Linked DNA regions of Homo sapiens: region 1 is linked to region 2. Evidence: chromatin contacts called from ENCODE Hi-C or POLR2A ChIA-PET data. All regions are on one chromosome and are shown on one strand. The core of a region is the stretch at or near the end of the contact, and the rest is flanking DNA. Distances in the headings are between cores, read along the strand shown.

Region 1 (3,619 bases), core at 103-2,602, 170 kb before region 2:
CCAAGGAATGCCTCCGGGGACAGGCCAGACCCCCAGCTCACAGCCACATCTCTCCTGGCAGAAGTGGCCTGATGTGGCCACCCCCGCCCCAGGCCTTGGTTCATGGTCGGGATCAACCGCAGGCTCTGCCGTGGGATGTCCACACCCTCAGGACCCGCCGGGTGCCCTGTGCTGCCCACAGAGGAGAGACAAGGCCAACAAGCATCACTGAGCACTTTCTCTGGACTCAGTCCTGTGCTAGGTACAGGGATGCCATTGTGCACAAGTCAGAAACAGCCGCGGCCCCAGCAGAGCCTGCAGTCTGGGTAGGGAGATACTTGCTGATCTAAGAATCAGAGCAGTGGATATCTGACTGCAAATTGAGACTGCCTGTGAAGGATGAATCAGGGAAGGCTTCCTGGAGGAGGTGGCCTCCCAGAGCTCAGCTTGTCCTTCCTTGAGGTCCTTTCCATTCCCAGTCCCCCTCTGGTCACTCACTTGGCCCAGGGCCTAGGGCCTTCGGGCAGGCAGTGCAGCTGCACAGGCAGGTGCTGTACCTGCTCCCCTGCACGCTGCTGGGATAACGGGAAAATGATGAATGAGGCCCCATCATGCCCTGCTTCCCGGCCCTCAAGCCCATTCCCATCCATGACAAATTGTCCCTCTACCTCCACAGGGTCTTTTCAGCAGCCTCGCCTGGGAAGCCTTGGCAGCACTTGGTGGAGATTTATGCCCATCTTCCCCAGATTCTTCTTTGTTTTTCTGCTTCTTTATTCCCTCAAAATATGCTTTTATTTATTCATTCCACAAACGTTCTCTGAGTGCCTCCCGTGTGCTTCCTCCTGGTGATAGAGAGATCGGGTTCAGTACACCCTCCTGTGTTGAACACCTGCTTTGCACTGGTGTCTATGGTCAGATTTCATCCAAGGAGACAGGCATGAACTAAGCACCTACTATGAGCCAGCACTGCCGAGCCAAGGGCCCTGGCTTCTAAAAGCTCTGCCACAGGGTGGCCGAAACCCCAGCCCCTTGGGTATTGAGGTCCTGGCTTGGTGATTTTGCAGCCCTTCTTGGTCTGGGTCGCCTCAATTTTTACAAAGAAGGAAGCCGCTCGTTCATCAGAGGTGGGTCTTGACCCCAGAGTCTCAACCCCAAAGCTGGGGAGACAGTGCTCAGAACAAAAGCCACAGCAATGCACCCTGCCCTCTGTGGACCTCAGTTTTCTTACCTGTCCAAGGGTGTGAGCAGAGAGGCAGGACAAGAAGGGAGCAGCCCTGACATTTGGGGGTTCTCTGAATCCTTGAGGACCCCTGACGACCGTGAGCTCCGTGGGTCTCCAGGACTGCACCAGCCAACGTGTCTGTGCAGAGTGGTGGTACACAGACAAGGGTGGGGGTGGTGAGGGGAGCACCTGGTCCCACCCAGGAGAGATCAACCAGATGGTCTCAGCGCACCCACCACCTTCACTAGGTCTTGTTCACTCCATGCAACTGAGGCAGTGAATATAGCCCTCAACTGCCATCAAGCGGAGTGAAAAACACAGGTCAACATAGGTCTTTGGTATTTGGATGCCCATCATGCTTTGAGTCTTCTGACAAAGCAAGCAGCCCTCTCCCCAGGCCAGACACGCACCAAAGCATCCCACTTCATGGGTGATGGCACCAAGTTGGAGAGATGACAGGTGAGTACAGAGAAAAAACCATGAATATTCTGGCAAGCTAAGTCTGGGGGAAAGTGAGCCTACCTCATCATATGATACCAAGAAAAGAGGCCCATTCGGTGAGCGATCTGTCTTCCAGGACACAGGGGCTATTCCTAAAGCCCGTGCAAGCAGGGTGGGTGAGAGCACACAGCCTGGAGCCAGACCCTGCCCCACCTCCAGCTGGGTGACCTTGGTTGACTCACTCAACCTCTCTGCGCTCCATTTCCTCAACTATGGAAAAGAAACTGTCTCCTCACAGCAGCTGATGGGGCCCAGGACCAAGGCAAGCGCCCCAACACGACAGCTATTACTTCTCCTCTTATCTCCCGCTGAAACAACAAGGAAATGGGAACGGAGGTCCAGGTTGTTCAATTTCCCAACCACGTCCAGGAGACATAGTGGGGATAAACCGGGCCCTTGCACTGGAGAAGGGAGCACACCTCGTGAACTTGGACCGGCGGCAGGGTTTACACACCGCACTGAAGACGGGACAAGTCACAGAGCCTCTGGTTGAAGGGTCCATGGAGACTTTCATCCTGGCCACCTGTGGGGCACACGTTCTTATTTGGCTTATCTGATGAGAAAGGCCCTTTGTTTATTTTTTCTTCTCCGCAAACAATAGATAAATCAATCATTTTTGCTTTTAATGAAATTCTGCATCAAGTGGCACAGGGTCACTGTGTTTGGGTTAGAAATCGGCGGGGAACATGCACGCTGCTGCATGCCGGGCCGACGCCGGACTCACCCCCTAATTCTCAAGTGGCGCGTGATGCACCCAGCACTCTTCCTGAGTGGTGGCCTGGGAGACTCGGCGGGGGGGCCGTGCCTGTTAACGCCGTGGTGTGCGGGGATGGTTATATTGAAGCTATTAAATAAGGCTAATGTCACTCTTCCCCTCACACACACATTTAATATATTCCAAAGATGTGTAGATGCATTAACAGCAATTTTCATCTCCAAATGTTCCCATTTAGTCAGCCCCATGCATAAAATATGAGCCCTAACACCACGCTCCAGCCCGTTGCAGATGGAGTTCCCCAGAGCATTTGGCTCTCAGCGCTGGGGCGTTTGCTGGAGGGGCGGGGGCGCGATCAGTCGGCATCTGCAGGGGAACACAGGGCCTGTCACTTCCTCTGGGGCTTTGGTGCCCCCACCCCCCGACAAGTGGAAGAGAGAACCCAGACCCAACTGACTCGTGCCTCCTGCAGCTAATCTCAGCCTCATCCTGGAAGGGCAGAAAAAGCTAGAAAACCAAACAGCTTTGAACAAATGGGAAGAATTTCTAAAAATCAATTAACATATTCATGTACTCCATCACCACATCTTATTGACTGCCTGCTTTGTGCCCAGCACCTGCCTGGGAATTCATCTGATCCGGTCCCTGCCTTTGGGGACTCCATTAGTCAATCAACAAACACTCACTGTTCTGCTACTGAACACAGCAGGGGATGAGAGAGAGAGAGAGAGAGAGAGAGAGAGAGAGAGAGAGAGAGAAATTTCTGCCAATGAGAAATCTCACAGTCTAGGGCACAAAGAAGGTAGACATTAACATTAGGCAATTTCAGAGAACTGTAAGCTAGGAAGAAAACAGTAACGGGGCAACTGGTAGAATGTGATAGGGAAGAGGCAAGGGGAGCTGCTTTTATAGGGTTATCAGGGATGACCTTGCTGAACAAGAGCCATTCCATCCCCTTGGGAATTGTGAACCCCTGGGAAAGGAAAATGCAAAGGATGTGGGCCTTTAAGGAAGGAAGGGCCAGAGCCTGGACAGGAGGCAGCCGAGGGCAGAGCAGGGCGGCCCAGGACCCAGCTCCGGAAGGAGGGGCATGTGCAAGGCCAGAATGAAGGATGAAAACACGTGGGGGATAGGCTGTGGCTCCAAAAGAAGAGGGGGGCTGCCACTCTGAGGGCCTGGGGGGTCCTCGGATCATTTTGGTA
Region 2 (3,500 bases), core at 443-2,942:
TCCCCACTCTCCCTCCCAGTCCCTGCCTCCCCGAGCCCTCCAGCTCTCTCCCTGACCCCTGGCTGGAAAAGGGCCTGAGGGTACCACTCTTCAAGGCAGAGCGGCCACCTGATGAGCCCTTCCCTGGGACTCTGGTCCCAATTTGGTTACTGGGACAACGCTGTCTCCCATTAGACACGCTTTGAAGGAAGACCCTGGAGTGACCGGCTCAGTCATGCTGGGAAGGATTCAGCTGTCTAGCTTTCAAATGCCTTTTTTTTTTTTTTTGGCTTTTTTATTTCTTTTGGAAAGATAAGAGTTGATGCTTTTACCCTAAAACTGTGTGCCAAGCCGCTCTGGCTATCCTCAGCCCCACTCTTCCCCTATCTCTGTAGCCCTCCTTTCCGTCCTTCATAGGCTGCAAGCTGACTGGCGCCCGACCCCAGGTCCACACCCACCTCCCTCTACCCCCTGGTCCATGCACCACTCCCGGCCTCCTCCCCCACTCTTCTCTTTCTGGCCCCGCTGCAGAGTCTCGGGCCCCTCGGCTTCCTGGGCGCCTGGCCACCACGCAGCGCCTGGAAGTGCTCCCTCCCTCATCTCTCGTTCCCCACTTTGGAAAGCCGGCCACCGGACAGGACAGCTCCCGGGACAGCTCCCGCAGCCTGCTGCATTGCAGCGCAGCCGTCTGTGAGGGAGGGGCGCAACCTGCAGCCCCCGCCCCCCGCCCCGACCACCCCCGCCCAGCAGCCCCCAGCCCCGGCACGGCCGGCTCCCCCGCCGCACCGCACGCATCTGTCGCAGTTAAAAGCGCCGCTGCCAGAGCAAAAGCGCCGGTCCCTCTTGACTGTCCCCCTCCTCACTTTTCGGGCTCAGAAATGTGGCCCAGGCAGCCCCCTTGTGGCACGTGGGGGCGCCACAGACTCTTGGCTGGTGTCTGAAGAATTCAGACTGTCTGATTCCACCGCACCGTGAGTTGGCACAAATCTTCGGTGGCCCAACTCCTACCCGATGCAGAACTCTGCTCAGCGGCCTCTCTGAGTGGGGGGCACCTCTCCCCTCCCCTCTCCCCGTCCACACCTCTCCCTTCTCCCTCCAGGGAGGAAGCGAAGGAACTCTCCTGTTGAATATTGCTCTGACAAGCAGACAGGTGTCTGGCAAACGTGATTGGGGTGGTGGGGGAAGGGGGGGGCCAGGAGGGTGGTGGGAATGGGGGCTTTTCTCGAAATGACGTTTGGTTTCCATCTCTTATCTCACAGATGGGAAACCGAGGTGCGGGGAGGGCCATAGTCCCTGTCTGTGTCAGAGTCAAGGCTGGAGATCCTCCTCCAAGTCCAGCCTGGGGCATTTCCCTGAGGTGCCGGGGCACCCTTAAGACGTACCCCTCTTCCCCCTCCCACTTGTCCAGCCCCTCCAGATCTGGTTCTCCCCGTCCGGAAGCCCTGGAGGGCCCCTGGATGTTCTCTGTCCTCTCTAACTCACTGTCCACACAAACAAGCCCAGCCCCCTCCGTCTCTATCTGCAATCTACTTGCAGACAGGCAGGGCCCTCTCCACATCAGGTTAATAATGCCATTTTCATAAGCCTCTGCCCATAGGTGCTACCACCTAATTTTGAATCTGCCCTTCAAACGGATTGGGCCACAGAGGAGCTGGGATCTCAAGCACCGCTGGGAGGTGCTTATAACTAATCAATCCGTCCCCTGCCCACCCACACCCCCCCAGCACTCGGCACAGCCTCGCTGAGCAGCCTTCAGCAGCAGGGTGTGGTGGGGAGCCTCGGAGAGTCTGGGGTTCCATCCTGGCCCAGCCTCACACCAGCTGAGAGACGGTGAGTATAGGACTTTGCCTTTCTGTGCCTCAGTTTCCTCATCAATCTAATGGGGCTCATGAGACCAGTGTGCAGGGTTATTGCCCGGGTGAGTTCTTTGCAGACAGCCCAGTTCGGGACTTGGCTCCAAGACGGGGCTCCATAAATCTCCATGCCTGCACCCCCTCTTGATCACCTCAATTTCCAGTGTCTTATTCCCTGTTTGTTTCCCCCACCAGACCGACTGAGCTTCGAGGACAGGAAGCCACCGGCATCACTAAGCCACCGGCATCACTTCATCCCCAGCCTCACGCTTGGGACTGGGCCCGGGGAAGGTAGGTACACTGTGGTGGCTTGGAGAATGAGTGCATGGATGGATGTCTGTCCCATAGTCTATGGGATGCCCGGACCCCGCTGAGTTTCTCCTCCCCAGACCCCTGTCTAAGCTGGCCCTTCAAGGAAGCCGCCGGGAAAAACTGTTCCTTTATGCCTTCATGCTTTACCCCTCGTGCTGTTATATACAATGCAAATTCTCGGTCTATTAAATGCAGATGTGGGCTCTGCATGTCATTTATGCTGCCTGCTGCATCTACTGTGAGTTCCACAGGCCGGGGGCTGCCTCCGGCTGACTTGATTTGTGCGATTAAGCCAGCAGAGGGGACTCTGCCAGGAGAGGTTCCCGTTTGTATTGGGAGCAGGGTCTTGAAAGGCCAGGCTGTTTTCTCTCTTGCGACACTTGTTACATACCTCTCTCTCCCTCCCTGGGTCCCACCGTCTACTCCACAAGCATTTATGAAGTGTCTGATGTGTGCAAGCCTACACTTATCTCATTTAGTCCTCACTTCACGCCAGTGACGGAGAAACTCTCATCTCCATTTCACAGGGGAAAAGCCGAGTCTGAAAAGTAAAGGGAATTGTCTTGCAGCTAGAGAGCAGGGAGTCAAGCCGGTCTGCCTGGCTCGGGAGCCCCCAGCCCTGCTGTGGCTGCCTACTGCTGCTGCTGCTGCTGCTGCTGCTACTGCAGGGCTGACCAGGGCTGGCCGGGAGGCCAGCAGCTCCTGCAGAAAAGGCAGGGGGCTGCATACAGAGCGTTCTCCCTAGCAACTGGAAAAGGGGCCATAGAAAACCCAAGAGGGCTGAGAAGCCGCTCAACAGATAGACATGGAGCAGCTGGCCCCAGGAGGGGAGCACCACGCCCTCCCCTGGGCTTTTAGCAGAACAGCAGGGCAAAGGGCTCTGTCCCAGGTCTAAAAGAACAGAGACAGAGGTGTTAGGACAGGTGTAGAGGCGCCCAATCCTGTTCCCACCATTGGTGGGGGTATTGCCATTCAGCACAGAAAGGAGAGGACTGAAAAGAGAGGGAGCCCACAGCCTGCAGAGATCGGAGGGCAGAGGGGGCAAGGGGGCTGCTGCACAGCCGAGGAGGCAGATGCAAAAGGCAGGGGAGGGCTCAGCAAAGCAGCTCTGCGTGCGAGCCCTGAGCAGGCTGCCTGGGGAGAGAGGGAGCTCCCTGTTACAGGAGGCATCCGAGGGGAGAGAGGCAGGCCAGTGCTTGGCTGAGAAGGCTGCAGCACGGTTTCCTGCCCAGGCTGGCAGCCCACATGTTTAGGCCTTTGAGAAGCTCCCACAGCACCAACTCCTGAGCAGGCAAGCGGGCAAGTGAGCGAGGTGGCCAGAGGGGACCAGGCAGGGGTCAGTATGAGGCCATTTGG

Evidence for each region. Hi-C counts contacts between places; a loop is a spot of excess contacts on that map. ChIA-PET counts read pairs that join two places held with the same protein, here RNA polymerase II (POLR2A). Pooled maps may share reads with other maps.
Region 1: a loop to region 2 is called in a map of endothelial cell of umbilical vein, with 2.7 times the contacts of the local background. The contact joins the promoter of MEG9 here to the promoter of RTL1 in region 2. A Hi-C loop is called at or near these places in 4 of 168 maps with a recorded cell type or tissue (HepG2, MCF 10A, PC-3 and 1 more), 1 of 37 single-sample maps with no recorded cell type and 1 of 50 pooled maps. POLR2A ChIA-PET finds 5 or more read pairs at or near these places in 1 of 52 experiments (PC-3).

Annotation. Positions count from the first base shown.
Region 1 is chr14:101,067,644-101,071,262 of GRCh38, reverse strand. It overlaps MEG9 (maternally expressed 9), which reads right to left and starts at 1,352. Exons shown (of 2, transcript NR_047664.1): 1 at 1,208-1,352; 2 at 1-821.
Region 2 is chr14:100,901,914-100,905,413 of GRCh38, reverse strand. RTL1 (retrotransposon Gag like 1) reads left to right here and starts at 1,692. Exons shown (of 4, transcript NM_001134888.3): 1 at 1,692-1,809; 2 at 2,028-2,123. All of the region lies in intron 5 of MEG8 (maternally expressed 8, small nucleolar RNA host gene), which reads right to left.